Linked DNA regions of Homo sapiens: region 1 is linked to region 2. A link is an interaction called in ENCODE POLR2A ChIA-PET data of the cell type or tissue named here. Cell type or tissue: MCF 10A. All regions are shown on one strand. Links, peaks and the distances in the headings refer to the core of each region. The heading gives the core; the rest is flanking DNA.

What was found. Peaks named below come from ENCODE experiments on the same cell type or tissue, not always from the same donor. Only the 100,000 strongest peaks of a DNase experiment are listed, where the experiment ranks them.
Region 1: POLR2A ChIA-PET joins it to region 2 with 6 read pairs; 2 of 35 experiments call an interaction of 5 or more read pairs at or near these places.

Annotation. Positions count from the first base shown.
Region 1 is chr13:83,445,313-83,453,750 of GRCh38, reverse strand. No RefSeq gene overlaps it. Among named protein-coding and RNA genes, the nearest start is that of SLITRK1, 430 kb to the left of the region's middle. In MCF 10A, for the core only: no CTCF peak of the experiment used is centred there; a DNase peak (open chromatin) is centred at 3,910.
Region 2 is chr13:83,309,448-83,317,885 of GRCh38, reverse strand. No RefSeq gene overlaps it. Among named protein-coding and RNA genes, the nearest start is that of SLITRK1, 570 kb to the left of the region's middle. In MCF 10A, for the core only: no CTCF peak of the experiment used is centred there; no DNase peak of the experiment used is centred there.

The DNA.
Region 1 (8,438 bases), core at 2,493-4,992, 140 kb before region 2:
ACCCAAAAGCCTGGAGACACCAGGAAACACAGATTCCCAAAAAGGGAGTTAAAGCAGGTCACAGCCCTGGCTCAGGGTACCTCGAGATCTGGGCTCCCAGAAGGGTTGCAGTCTTCTCCCCTCGTTGCCCGCAGCACAGCAAGTTGTGGGGAAGGAGGGTCATGTTTCAGGGAGGTGAGTTTCAGCCGTTTGTGCTACCGCTCTTTCAGTCCTTCTGCCCAGCTCTGGCCCATGGCTCCTGGGCTGGCCGGGCCCACCACTGCTTTCTGTTGCATGGGGTGGCCACCTGGCCCCGGTGGAAGGCGAAAGGGCTATTGTGTTACAGCAGCTCTGGGTTGGGGAATTCCAAGGTCTGAGCCCGAGAAGGGTTGCTACTCTACAATCCCACAGTCTGGGAGTGTATCACCGCCTGTGTAACTGCCCGCAGCTCAGCGAGCCGTCCAAGAACATGTCACAGCTCCATTCGCTTTCACTGTTTGGTGGGTCCCGAGTTCTTGTCCCACATAGTGAAAGAATGAGGTTACGTGGACAACTGGAGAGTGAGCAAGGCAGAGAGGAGCTTTATTGAGTGACAGAACAGCTATCAGTGGAGAGGAGACCCGAAGTGGGTAGCTCCTATCCACAGGCAGGTCATCCTGATGAGTGTAAAGGAGACCTGAGGTAGGTAGTTCCTACCCGCAGGCAGGTAGTCCCAACAAGTGTCCAAGTCTGGCTGAGTCTGGGTTTTGAGGGCTCAGAATAGAGGAAGGGCATGCTGATTGGTCCATGGGTGGGCCGGGACAAATCACCATACCATTGTCTGAAGAGCATCAAGGAATTTCTCACTCCAGGTTGCAGACGCCACCCTGAAGTGCCAGCCAGGTCCCCAGGCTTCAGGCCAAGCTTGAAGGTGAAGCTTCACCACGGACCTGTCCTTTCCTGCCTAGGAACCTGTCAGCATCCTGCAGCCATCAATATGACGACCATAGCGTCCAGGCTGTCCGCGCTGAGGGGCCCCTGCAAGCCCACACTGAGCTGCCCACAGAGCCCCCTGCCTCCCTCCCTGAGCTCACTGGTGTACATAATTTCAGATGGGGCTGAGGAGGTGGGCGTTTGGGGGTCTGGAATTTCAGCGCCACCTCAAGCATGCGCACACCCAGCCGGGTCGCGACAGCGCCTGGGCTTGGCTACAACGTTGCTTCACACCTAAGTGGGAGTTGGGAGCAGGGAGTGGCCAGGGAGCGGGAGCAGGCACTTTTGAGCCTGTGGAGGCAGGAGGTTTCCCAGGCCCCCAAGAGCGCAGGGATGCCTGAGCCCAGAGTCACGACTGGGCGGGTGCAGCTGTTCCCAGGAGCACGGGCTCCCACCCTGCCAACTCGGTAGGGCACGTGGCTCCAGCTGGGATTGCCTCTTCCCATGCCACACCTGCTCCGCGGAGCACATAGCCCCGGCTGCATCTCTTCCGCTGCAACTGGCGTCCTCGCAGTGACCATTCCATACAGGGAGCCACCGCCATAAGTGGAGTTCCTTCAGAATCAAATATCAAATATGACATCAGCCCATCCAATTATCAAAAGTTTGGCTAGTTCTTGTGGTCTTAGCATTGTCCTTTCTTGTTTTTTTTGTTTTGTTTTGTTTTGTTTTTTGTTTTGTTTTTGTTTTTTCCTTTTTAAATTTTTGTTGAGCTTGCTCTTTTGCTAGCCCAGTTACAAACAGTCCCTGGCAGAGGCTGGTGAGGGGCAGAGTGGATGGGGGAAGGAAACCTTCCGTGAAAGGGACAATGGTTTGGTTAGATAGGGGGAATACCTTTTGATGATCTGTTGCACAGCATGGTGAGTACAGTTAATAATAATGTATTAACTATTTCAAAACAACCAAAAGAGATTTTAACAGTTTTTACCACAAAGAAATGATAAATTTTTGAGATAATGGATATGTTAATTAGCCTGACTTGATCATTTCCTTAATGTATACATGTATCAAAACACCACATGGTACCCCGTAGATATATAAAATTATGTATTATTTATCAAATAAAATAAAATTAAAAAAACTAAATTATATCTATCTATCTATAAAATATGAAAGCTTCCCATCGCTTGCTTACCTAGGAAGTGTTAATCATCTGGAGTTTGGAGTTTGTTTTTCACAAATTTTCTTGTATCCTCTATTCTTCACTAACTTGAAATAAAAGTGTTTTACCACATGTTCTCACTCATAGGTGGGAATTGAAAAATGAAAACACTTGGACACAGGGTGGGGAACATCACACACTGGGGCCTGTTGTGGGGGAAGGGAGGAGGAATAGCATTAGGCGATATACCTAATGTAAATGGTGAGTTAACGGGTGCAGCACACCAACATGGCACATGTATACATATGTAACAAACCTGCACGTTGTGCACATGTACCTAGAACTTAAAGTATAATAAAATAAATAAATAAATATAAAAATATATTGAAATGGAAAATCAATAAAGCTTTTTAATTTCCAAAAAAAAGAAAGAAAAGTGTTTTTTTGGTTAATTCAATGATTTCTTGTTATCTCGCAGAAAATGAAAATCTTTTATATTCATCCATATATTAATCAAACATGATCTCCCCAAATCCATTTTTTACATTCTGAAATTTACATTCCCTTAAGTTACTAAAAGGAGAAAAATTAGGTAGTGGTGAAAAAAAAAAAGAAAACCTTACCAAAGTTTGTATTGATTTTCTCCGTCAAAATTATTCATATGATAGTATTGCAATAAATCATGTTTTATTGAATCTATACGTTGGAAATAATACACAAATAATATGTAAAAATATTCTTTGACCCATGGTAAGTTACAAATAATGTTTAAGATAGAGACAAGTTTTGGCAACATAGTGAGATCCTGTCTTTACCAAAAATTAAAAAAAAAAAAAAAGTTACCAGGGCACGGTGGTATGCATCTGTAGTTTCAGCTACTTCAGAGGATGATGTAAGAGGATTGCTTGAGCCCAGGAATTCAAGGCTGCAGTGAGGTACGATTGTCCCACTGCACTACAACCTGGGCAACAGAGAGAGAGCCTGTCTCAAGCAAAACAAAACAAAACAAAACACAATCATACCCAGACACACAAACAAACAAACACACACACATGAATGAAAGAGCTTAAGTTGTGTGTGTGTTTTCCTACAGCTTGTTTGGAGGTGGCAGAGTTATTAAAAAAGAAAAATAAGTACCTTCAGAAATATCAGAGTAGTTATGATTTCCTGGGCTGACTCTGCATTTGAAGTTATGGGTTTCCTTTTGGAAGAAAATGCAGGTATCAGCTAAGAATAATAACAGTTTCTAAAGTAAAAAACAAAAACAAAAACAAAAACAAAAACAAAACATAAAAAAAACCCTGATCTCTTAAAGTGTATAATTCAGTCATAAATGCTTTCTGGTTATAATAATAGTGAAGGAAGTTTCAAAATGTGAACAGTATGCTGTCCTGGGCCCAAGGGGATCTGCCTCACGGTAGAGTGAAAATGGGATGTGGGAATTGAGCTTTTTGCCAGCCTTTCAGGCACTCTCTCAGGAGCCTCTTCTTTAGGAGCAATACAATTAATTTCCACCTGCAGAGAAAGGCCTTTAACCTGCTGTTTTAACCCAGGCAGCAGGAGATCTAGGATCTCACCCTTGTTCTTGCTAGTATAAAATGTGTAAAGCTGGAAGATCTACTTAATCATGTGTGTCTTTGTTGTCTTTTACCATAAAAAGCCAAAGTGAAACTTGTCTCACTAGTCTTGCAATGCTCTTTCAAGGAGAAAAAGAAGCATATTTGATTGCTAGAGGTATTTAAACACTTAAAAATGCATGATATTGGTGAGTAATATAAGTATTTCAGATGCCTTTTATCACTCCCTGCCTCATACGTTTTCTTCAGACATTTATCAGATGAATCATATGGGCCTGAAGGCATGACCTCTAAGGAAGCTGAGAACATTCAAAAAACAGTGAGGTAAATCATGCTACCAGTAGAAATCATCCTCTGGGCAACGATGTAGGTGTATATTTTGTTCTGAAGTCATGACTTCTCTCATGGCTTACCACACTTAAAAATCAGTGGTGTTCCTCAATATCATAAGGACAGAGCAGGGAAATTGGAGCTGATCATCTAAGATAATTCAGGAAGCTATTCTTACCTAATACTTTCACATTATTTCCAAATCAATAGCTGTATAAAATAGCCATCTTATTAAAACTGGAACTGACAGTTACCAGTCATACAACTCCATCTGAAAGTCATGTCTTTCTATACTGTAAAACTGTACTTCCTGGATTTTCATTAACTATGTCATTCTTTAATTTTAGATTTCTTTCCTGGATATTTATGGCACTGAAGTCTCTTGTTTTCTTGTTTAAAGATTTAAATGTCTTTTGTGTACACATATACACTGACACATACACACATGCACACACACACTGCTTTTGCAAATATATACAATAAGGAGGCAGGAGATATTTTTGTTTCAATAATAAGTGCTTTCTAAAATTATTAAACAGCTATTATGTACTAGGACTTCAAACACATTTTAAAATCTGAATTCTCATGATTAGAGAAAATTAGTGCCCCATTATTTGAACAAGAAAGGAAAACCTGGAAAGTTGATGTGTCTTACAAATTTAGAAAGCTATTGCATGTCAGAGCCAGGATTCCAGACAGGTCTTTCCATTTCTGGAACCCATTTAACTTAAACTTCACTGTAGTTCAGCCCATTTTGCTTCTCAGATTAATTTATCAACAGTGCCTGTGATGGCATCTGTTCAGTGTGGATACTTGGTAGAGCATGCATAGTAAATACTTTTAATGAGTAATAAATATTTGTAGAGTGATGACTCTTTCATGTTCGGTGTTTTCATGGATCCTGAAGGTAATTAAAAATAACCCAACTAAAATCCAAATTGCAGATCATCAGGTAAATGTGACACTTATGCTATCACTTTTCTATGTTGAGTAAAAGTAGGAAGAACTCTTAAATCTAGGGATAGATATTGTGGAAAATAAGAGAACAAATTGGTTTATACGGACAACAATTTTAAAGATAATTCCCGAATGATTGCTTACCATCTGAATTCAAACCTTAAAGTGTTTCGCTACTACTAAACAACATTTAAGATCACAGAAAAGTGCATATCTATTGATTCTTTCCAGCAGGTTTCCCTGCATGATATGACTTGGATGATTAAAAACATCTTCCCAGTGACAAAAAAGATGGGAATTGTAGCAGATGGAAACTGTAGAGATATGCCAAAAAGGAAAGTCCAACAGGCTATGTCCGGGTACATTCAGAGTATATGGCAATATCTTGGTGCATTTGTGTGTTTTGTTCAAGACCCTCAATAAAGTCGATAATTGTGTTACTGAGTTTATTGATCTCAGAGAATAGCACTGTTCATGAGAGAAAAAATTCATGTTAACCAAGATCAGTTTTATTTTGTTTAAAAAAAAAACCCAGAAAACAGTCAATAACTGAGACAAGGACCAGAATACACATGTACGGTGAATTCCCTACCTCTAAGTAGACCTGCATGAGATTCCAATTATTTTGCCCAAGTGACATTGTGCATATGTGGTAATCAGAGCCATTGATAGGTAAATTAGATCAATTAAATGTTTAATAGTTTTGAGCTACAGTGACATAATATGTTTGATTTCAAAACAAACATGGATTAAGTTATTGAATAAAATACTAAACACCCATCAGGTACAGTGTTTTTTCTCTCTAGGCAAAATTTGAAAGTATATTCACTAGTAATTCTCTTCTGTAAATCAATTTCATACCAATAAAACCAAATACAAATATGCTCTTCTAGTTGACTGTGTTCCTTTAGAAACATTAATAAACTTTGTCAGTTCAAGGTTTGCATGGTGGTTAAGTGTACTTGATTGAATTTATTAATTAGTTGATATCTTATTTATTATTTAATGCGATGTCTGTATTTTTTCAGTGTACAAAACTGTTATTATGACTATTGTTTTATTTTCCAAATAATATAATTAAGAAGAGAGTAAAAAACCCCATGCAGAAAAGACAGTCCCTACATATCAGAAATTAATACTTACTGATACTTATGAAGTCTGTGTTCCAAATTTAAGGTAAATGGATGAAATTATTCATAAGAATATGTATATGCTTATAATTATGGCAAAATAAGACTAAAATTGAAAGCATTTTCAAAAATAGTGAAGAGTATTTAATGGGGTTATTTTAATGAAAGGCAATTATAGTATTACTCAGCTTTACTATAATAGAGAAGAATCCTACAATTATGGTGGCTTAAAATAAGTATTTAATTATCAGTCATGCAGTATGTAGTTATGTGTTGGCTGCAACTTTCCTCTAGGCAATGGCTGGGCTTCAGGCTAAGATTGTTACAGGCTGCAGCTTTGCTCCATTATTGAGTTGATTGACATATGCCTTTGTTCCAGAACACAGGATAAAGAAGCAGCACCTGTGCATTAGATAAACATTCCGCAGTAAAGCAGAAGAGTAAGAGCTGGCATAAACATATAATACCTACAGCCTCTGCTTGAACATTGTGTAACCACGTTTGCTGATATTGACCATAATCCATAACAGGGCCAGTCTGAAGTTAGTAGAAGAGGAATTTATATTTTGCCTCCATGATGGTATGAACAACAAAGAATAATGTACCATAGATATATTATATATAAATTAAAATGTTTTAAATATAAATAAAACATATCAAGTAACAAAATTTATTTGCATGGCAAGGTTTATAGAGATTTATTAATAACAAATATTTTTGCTAGTGATTTTCTCTTGTTATTCCCAGTTTTGTATAAACAGAGAATACACTCAGTTATTTTGAATGAAATGCTTAGAAAAAATAATTTTGATTTTTTTGGTTATTACTTTGTCAAACAACAGATATTCACTTTTGTATAGCATTGGAATGATAGTTGATGTGGAGTCTAAATGTATGAATGAGTTAGACATATTCCACACACTGGGTTGGAGGAATGAAAAAAGCCCTGGCTTTTCTTTACCTTTCTTTTAACATATCAGTCCCAGTTGATAGTATTCCCAATGCTATGCTCCAACACTCTTAAATTATATATATTAATGATTTATGGATACATTTTTGTACTGAGATATAAAAAGCAACAACGAAAAGTTACTTATAAGACCAATCTTTGGATTTAACACTTAACTTGTGTTTGGAAATGTTGAAGATGTAAATGTCTATTATATTCACAAATAGATATGCATGTGGAAAATTTTTCTTGTATGCTTAAACATTTATTTTTTTATTCATAACAGTCATTTTGAAGTCACAATTCCCTTATTCCTGCCTCATGAAGTTTTATCTTTGTGAATTTCACTTCTTAGACAAAATCATTGCATTTTGTAGATATAGTGTGATATGGTTTGGTTCTGTGTCTGCACCCAGATCTCACATAGAATTGTAATCCGCAGTGTTGGAGGAGGGATTCGGTGGGAGGTGATTGGATCATGGGGGTGGATATCCCCCTTGCTCTTCTCGTGATAGTGACTGAGTTCTCACGAGATCTAGTTGTTCTAAGGTGTGTAGAACTTCCCCCTTCATCTTCTCTCTCCTGCTGGCCATGTGAATATGTGCTTGTTTCACCTTTGCCTTCTGCTATGATTGTAAGTTTCCTGTGGCCTCCCCAGAAGCAGAAGCCTGTATATCCCACAGAACCATGAGCCAATTAAACCTCTTTTCTTTATAAATTACCCAGTCTGAAGTATGTTTTTATAGCAGTCCATAGTGAGAATGGACTAATACACACTGTGATTTCACCCATCAGCTCCCCTGATGGATATTTGAATTATTTCACTTCTATTGTGATTATAGGTATTGCTGCAGTGAATAGCTTTGTGCCCTTATTTGCACAATGGTTTTGGTATAAATTCTAAGAATTGGGGTTGCTATGTCTGATGGTAAATTTTAAGATATTTCCAAATTTGCCTCTATTATAGTGACTTTTTAAAATCATTATGAGCTGTGAATGAACTTACTTCCTGAAACCTTTCTGAAGAACATGTGGTCACATTTTTAGATTTTTATAAATCTAGTAAGTGAAAAAAATAGTATTCTGTGTTTTTCACTTAAAATTTAGAAGCCAATTTGAGCAGGTTTTCATATATTAAAGAGCTATTTACACGTCTTTTTCTCTGATCTTTTTACATATATCATTAGCCCATTTTTACAGGGTTGTTGGTTTTTCACTTCTCCATAGCTCTTTATATATTAAGGATATTAATTTTTGTGCGATATGAATTTGGATATCCTTTGTTGTAAAATTTAAATCTGTGTTTTACCTGAGACATAGCTTCCAGGACTGAAAGGTAGTTTAGCTATTTCAGTTAGATGCAGTTTGGAACTTATTTAGTAAAAATTTGCCTCTAAGATTGTAAAGAAGATAACCATGTGTTGTTGGTTTCTTTGCCATGG
Region 2 (8,438 bases), core at 3,393-5,892:
GTTTTCAATACCCTAAACTTAGTATTAAATTATTTGTGGCAATCCTTCATCAAGGTTCAATAGATATATGTGCTCAAATTAGTTTGAATATTACTAGTACAGTTTTACTGGCAGCAGGAAATTCCACGATACTATATAATTCATAAGATTTCTAAAAGCAAACAAAGTTGCATTTTATAGCACAATTAGAAATGTGGTTTCTGTTAATTGCATGGTTCGAGGAGTGGTGTTGTGGTGTTGTTTTGTAACATTAATGTTGATTCAAGATAACACATTCTTGACAGACGTAAATCCTAAATCCATGTCACTTGCATATTGACTGTTCTGGCCATAACTTTGTATTGGTTTAATCCATGAATACTTTATATTTGGCCAGAATTGGTGCAGGTTTGAAAGGAGGATTTTCAGTGTTGAGGAGATTATAGTAAAAACAAATAAATAAATCATTCTTTTTTACAGTCTGAAATTGTGCACATGAAAATCCATTTCATCAGATAGTAATAGTTAAAAGATTGTTCTAATAATAAAATAGATGCTTTTTTGCAATAGGATATTCATAACACTTTGTCTTCTTGATATTTCATGAAATGAGAAGATAAATTTTTGTTTCAAGTATAATAATGGGCTTTGAGTAATGTATTAGCATCTATTTTGTCATATCTTTTATCATGAAATTTTATGTTTATATTTCCTTAATTTCGGAATAAAAATAAAAGCCTCCCATTGTATTATAAATTTATGACATTTTCATATAAGGAAGTAGATACCTTATTAATTTATAATTATGGTGTTATTTATTAATATCAATTACATTAATGGAGATGAAAACTATTATTTCCATTTCAGAGCTTACTTAGAGACATAAGTGCAATCACTTATTTGAGAACGCTTAATCATAGAAAGATTGGCATATAATATTATACACTAATTTTTGACAATCAATGTCTGCTTAATATAACATATATTAACAGTTCTAACAGTGTATGTCAGGTCCAGAAAAGTCCTAAAGTCCACACACTTTACTTTAGGCTTTGTTGCCATTTAATATTATCATTTTCTCTTTGCTAATTTCAGTCTAAATGAGTTAAATTATTTCAATTGATTGAAAATGTATTAACTTGTTGCCACAGTTCACTGACAAGTCAATGTAATCAAATAAATCTAACAGTTTGCAACTAGTTTCTGACTAGTCACTTGGTAAAAAATTAATTAGTTTTTGTATTGACTAAGAATTTATATTTTTCCAGAAACTAAACTGGAATACATAAATGAACTAAACTAAAATGCTTAAGTGTGGACTCTAAAAATGTAAATAGGGAGAATCAAGGTGTTGCGGTTTGAATGTGCCTCCCAAATTCCACGTGTTAAAAACGTAATTGCCATTGTAACAGTGTTAAGCAGTGAGGACCCAATAAGAAGTGATTGAGTAATGAAGGTGAAGCCCTCATGAATGGATTAACGCTATCACAAGGGTGGATGAGTTACTGTGAGTGTGTGCTATAAAGCAGGTTTGGCCACTGTTACCTCTCTCTGTCCCTTATGCTCGCCTCTGCCTTCTGACTTTCCAACAAGGAAGGCTCCTTACTGAATGCCACTGCCATGCTCTTGAACTTCTCAGCCTTCAGAACCTTGAGCAATATAAGCATCCCTTCTTTATTAATTACCCAGTCTGCTATATTCTGTTAAAGCGACAGGAAACAGAAAACGACACATGGCTTATTTATTCTCATTACATTGAAGTTTTGACTTGAGTAAGTTTGGGACTACAAAAGTTTCTTCCATTATTCACTTTAAAAATATACCAAAGATCAGGTTTCCAAAACAACCAAATGTTATTTCTGAGCACTCATGATACCTTACAGAAGTAAATAATAATTTGTATGGTGCATATAATATTTAAATAGTAAGGGAAAAAATAATATAGAATAGAATAGATTAACATCAGCTTTCTCCTTCTGCCTTCACTCTTTCATACCATCAGGAATGAAATCAATATTGAAAGTTTTAGCTGTGTTCTTTTATATCACTTGCTGAGCCCATACATTAATTTTTTATGTGTTTAGAGGTAAATACAAAGGCACATTTCTTTAATGTTATTATTTCCAAAAATAGAATTTCCTACACAGTTTTCTAAATCCTGCTTTTCTCATCCAGCAATGCATTGTAAAAATAACCCCAAGTGTACTAGTGAAAATAATGACTAAAAATAGTCTACTTAATGACCATAATATTTCATGACAAAGAAGTAGCATACTTTATCAGCTTTTTTCATTTTGATTTCTTTTTTTGCATTATATAAAAAATATTTCAATAAATTACCCAATGCGTCTATTCTGGTAACATTTGTTTGCTACATAATATATAATATGTAATCTTGGAATGTAACAAATGAATAATATTGATGGGTTGTTGAAATATTTTTAGTTTTAACATTGGTTTGCACATTGCTTTCTAAAATTGTTACTCTTTTCACTTCATTCAACAATGTATAAGATCACCCTTTTTCCTTCACTGCTGCAAAAATTACGTATTACATAGAGGTCTATTATAATTTGATACTTGTATTATTCTAAAATTACATATTGTTGTTGCTCTAATTTGCATCCCTCATCAGTAAATTTGACCATGTTTTCATGTTTGTATTGACTATTCGGATTTGCTCCACAGTAAAATTCCTCTTCATATATTTTCCCTATTTTTCTATTGGATTTGGCTATTTTCTTCCTGTCAATATTGAAATAGTTTAAATGCCTACACTTTGTGATCTCTATTAGAATAGAAAGTTTAAAATTTATCTCTTTACATTTTATGTATAAACTGAGTTTTAAATAACATGTGTTACTTTTTCATAGTTGACATCCTAAGGGGTAAATATAATGCCTATTTTAATGTTTCACCCACTCTTTTTACATATTTCAAAAAGAACAGAAAAAACGTCTCTTCTTCCAATGTCATTTGTACCAAGGATTGCCACATATCCCGCAATTTGGCTATTTATTTACTCTAGGAATGTATCTTAAAGTCAAACAGATGTTGGCTCTAATTGAACTTGTCATTAGATAGATTAGTCCATTCTCTGCATCAGAGATTAAAAAATATTTTTAATATATACCTCTGGTAATTGTTCTCTCCATTAATCACAAAAAATGTCTTAGTTATCTGATATACTTTATCCTTAATTCAGGGAATAGCTTTCAGAGTCTCATATTAGCATGTGAAATTCAGGCCTCCTTAATCGATGTGCTTCTTAATTTTCAAAAGATCGGTTGAATGATCTCAAAGGTGACACAAATCTATTAAAATAATTGTAATTAGCATAACATTTTTAAAACTGTGTTTAAATTACATTTTTGTCTCTGTAAACATACATTTGCTAAGATATGCATGCTTATCATTTATTATAGAAAAAACCATGTTAAAAGCACTTATTTATTTTCTACATTTACATAATAAAATATAAATTTTTGAATATGGTTTTTGTTGATCCTTGCAGACAGTTATTTGGGCAAATATACCTAAGAGTACATAGTTATGTTTCAATAAAGAAATATTGGCCCAATATAAAAATATATAATATACCAGTGTATCCCACCATTCGTAAAATGTCAGAAATAAGATAGAACTGTGCAAGAAAAAACTATTTTGCTGTACACAGAAACCCAATAAACTAAGAATTATGAAATATGTAAATTTCCTTAAGTTTGGAAGTATTGAATTCCATGGACAACATAATAGATATGCAACTTTAACCTATAAAAGAAAATATATTTAAATATGATATGATATATTATGTGTCAAATTGAAGATGACAAGCAACATTGTATGTATGAAGTAAGAATATCTCAAATACAATTATATGGGTGTTTTTCTACAAAAGTTTAATAATCTAATCCAACAGATTAGTCATGAAAATTAATTCAAGTGGATAAATGAAAATTAGTGAAGTATTATTTTTTATTTTGAAAATAATTCCTTTAAACCGTAAAATAATACAAATACATTCTGATTCCTAAACATCTAAAATTTAAAATGATCATTATTTCAGGAAATTTAAATAAATTATGGATAATTATCTATATAGAATTTCTATATAAATATCTATATAATTATTTTATAGAGATAATTATGAATAATTATGTAGTTCAAAAATATTAAATTTTTCTATATAGATTAATATCTATATAGCATTACCTATATAGATAATTATTTTATATAGATAATTATGGATAATTACTTAGTTCAAAAATAATTCATTTTCAAAGAAAATGTACAATATAAATGTTGTGTCCAATGTTCTAATTATTTAATTACTGTATAAATGGAAATTTAACCTCCTGTATAATTAGCTATAACATTAATAAGTTATCATATAAAGAACATATAAAATTTGAAATTGTATTCTACTTTTCCATAAAACCAGAGCTTTTAATAACAACAACAACATAATCTAAGAATATTTTCAAGGTTGCAATATATTTCTATATTTCTCTTAGATCTCTGGACCAGAAATAAAGTAGAGGACACAGGTGTCACCCTGGGAACAATTCTGTCAATGAGAGAGTGAAAATGGCTAATGCCAGTGACAGTCAAGTTTAATCTTATGCAAGCAGAATTTAATAGGATCAACACACTGTGTTTCAGAAGTCATCTGTCAGGTAAATCCTTCCAATTAAAATTAAATAAAGACACTGAAACAGACTCCTGGTAATGGCAATTAAAAATGTATAGTTGTGTTTAGCTTTTAATCCATAGATATATTTTTCATGAAATATAAATGTTTTTATATATAATCAATTTTGAAACAATTTTTGAAAGTCTACAAGCCTCTGAGAACCAAGATATGGTAAATACACACATATTGGAAATGTGCTTCAGAGTATATACACCTAAATTTCATGATCATCTTTTACTGCCATTGTGCTGTCTGTGTATTGTATGTGTATGTTTGTATATATGTGTATATAAATTTATCACAGCTGTTACACAATATACCAATATACTGTATTTAGCTTATTGGAACAGATGAGGAATCCTTGGCTCAGAGATTCGAAATAAATTCTACAAGATTACATAACTTGTAAGACCTAGGGTCAGAATTTGAACTCTTCTTCCCACCTGCAGTGACTGCTTTTTTTGCATTGCCAAAAACCACAAAATAAGTGGAAAAGAAAATATGAGAAAAGTGACTAACAGGGGACTTGACAGTATTAAATGCAATTTCCCCCCACTTTCCAAAATAGAAAAACTTTCACACGCTTATTTATGTATCCTACAATAAATCTAGAAATACCAAACTATTCCTCATGGGTGATAATAATGCCTATATCATGATAATTTACTATTTAAGCAAATGTTTTATTTTTTTCTCAATTCCCATCTAAAATACATTACTATGTTTTGATATACATTTCTGATCTTCTGTCGCTCAAATCTTGAAGAGAGATAAAAACTTTCCTATTATAGCACACTAGCTCATATATCTGCATTCCTCACATGTTGGGTCATTTCAGCCTGTCACTATTCCCATTGCAGGCATCTCCTTCATGGGGAATACATTAAAATAACACTATACAGTATATAGAAATATGTAAATGATTAACTTATTTGTAAATTTACCAAACAAAACAATGTTACATTTGCATAGGTTTTATTACATTCATTTAGATTCTGTATTTTTTTAAATGGTGTCTTTTCTGGAAATTCTCTGTTATATGCATATCTTAAAATCTCTGACCTAGAAACCACAGCTAAGAATTCAAAGAATAAATCAGCTTGTACACATATCACTTCAAAGATAAACTGTTTCAGGAAAAAATATCTTTCATTTCTGGAACCCTCCAGCTCACTATGTGTGGCATTCTCAAATACCTACATCTTGAAATGGCTGGAAAAGAAAAACCTGAAGATTTAATATAGAGCACTGGCAATTTGCATAAGAGACAAAATTATGTGCTTATGTAGCATTAGGATGAGGATCGAGTGGCTTTGTAGAGAGGTGGAAAAATCTCCTCTGATTTCCCATCACTGGGAGATTACACAGTAACTTGGTCAATTCTGATGTCTGTCTGGGAATTTTCAAGATCTATGTCCTCCATGAAATTTAAAAAAAATCTGCTTTAATAAAATATACTATTTATATTCCTTAATTTCCAATCTGTTTCTAACAAGCAAGGATGAATGGTAAATAGATAAATGTACTTCTTGTGACTTGTTGAAACCATGTTTTATTTTCTTGACTATAACTCATGAAAACTAGATCATGAATTGTTCTGTTTCATAAAGATTCATCTTCCACACTCAGAGCTGAGGGCACAATATTAAATAGCATAGTTTTAGAAATGTAATACGAAGAAGCTAATAAGATCAAAATTCTAACATGTAAATCTGAAAGAAATCTTGGAGATATCTATTTTATTATTCATTTTAAAAATAAATAAGTCAAAATAGGACCTGCTTAGCATATCTCACAACTAGAACACATACTTGTTTATATCAATGTCCTTATTCTTTCATCTGATTTAGTCTAACTGCTGGAGTGTTAATATTATCTTGGAAATGATTTGGGAATATTTTTTACTATGGCTTTACTTTGGGAAAATAGAAACTATTAATAGGAATATTAATAATATCATTCAGCAAACACACTACTTTAAATTTTTCTCAGGAATGGGAGTAAGACTCTTATTTAGGGATTCTTATGATAAAATAATATAGTCCTTCAAGAAAATAAATTTGCAAAGCACACTAACAATATTTCTGAATGACATCAACTCAAGTAAAGAAATTAAGATGTACATGACTGTGAAACATGATTTGAAACAAAGTTCTTCTATCATTATTAGAATTATAAGAGACAAAAGTAGAATGTGGTTGTGCCATTTTTTTTGCTTCTCTGAAAATCAGTGTCTCCAAGAGTTTTATGAGAGTTAGATTAGATGATACATGCCCAATGTGGTAGAAACTCAGTGCCTTGTGGGGTCCGCTAGAGAGATAATTCAAGAGACTGCTGAATCAACATAGAGCATTTCAATTCTACTTGTCATTTGAGGATTTATTTGCAGGCTTAGATTGCTTCATATTTCACTTCTCTGGCTTTCCATATTATGGGAGGAAAAAATCAAGAACTACATATTATTGTATTGTTCAAAGATATGACCAAGTAAAATCGAGAGAAAAAGTCATTCAAATAAAAAATGAGACTGCATTTGCAGAAGCTATCAACTAAGATAAAATACTAATATTTTTAAGAACATAGAATTGGATTAAATCAATAATACATTTCTCCAATGAATCTATGGACATATTTGAATAAGTAAAATCATTGATAATTGACATAGTCCACATGATTCTGCCAATACAAAGTGAGGAATTCTGGTAACACTTAGTTATTAATGGACAATTTGTATTTTTATACTGTCTCAGGCCATTATTGAGTAATAAATTTCATAATTCCATCCTAGGAGTATTCTGATGTAATTTATAAACCCCTCAATATATCAGTATTACTTATTTTTAAGCTACTTGATTCTAGAAAGCAAAAAATAACTCAATAACTTTCAATAAGAATAGGGATTTCCCACTAAAGGATAAGTTCGACTGTAATAGACATTAATTGTACTACTTGAGAGGAAATGTGATTGTTAAACATAAACCTAAAACTGATAACTTTGGGGATACTCAAAACATCATTACAATCCCCAGGGAAAATCTTTGAAAGGTAGAACCAAAGTGGGATGATAACTTGCTTAACTGAACCTGATATTTTCTTCTCTGAGAAAAGATTGCAAAGTGAATGAGGTGGCAGTGAATGAAGCACAGCAAAATGAAGCTATTAAGCCCTGTGTTAGCAATATATTTCTGACACTATTAAAGGAAAACATTTCCTGGCTCATGTGGTCAATAATTATGGTCTCTGGGGCCAGGTGTGGTGGCTCACACCTGTAATCCCAGCACTTTGGGAGGCTGAGGCAGGTGGATCACCTGAGGTCAGGAGTTCAAGACCAGCCTGACCAACATGGGGAAACTCCATCTCTACTAAAAATACAAAATTAGCCTGGTGTGGTGCTTGCCTGTAATCCCAGATACTTGGGAGGCTGAGGCAGGACAATTGCTTGAACCAGGGAGGGGGAGGTTGCAGTGAGCCAAGATAGCGCTACTGCACTCGAGCCTGGGCAATGAGAGCAAAACTCTGTCTCAAAATAATAATAATAATAATAATAATAATAATAATAATAATAATAATAATAAATAGCCTCTGGGATGGTAATATTTCTTCTGTAGAGAAGAATGTATCAAGATATTATAATTTGATAGTATTGGTTGATTGGCTCAACATGGATAAGAAATTGGTGTAAGTGGTTTTAACCTCCGAAACAACTGCATATGTAGATACTACTATAATCATCATTGTACAGATGAAAAAAAATGAAACACTGAGG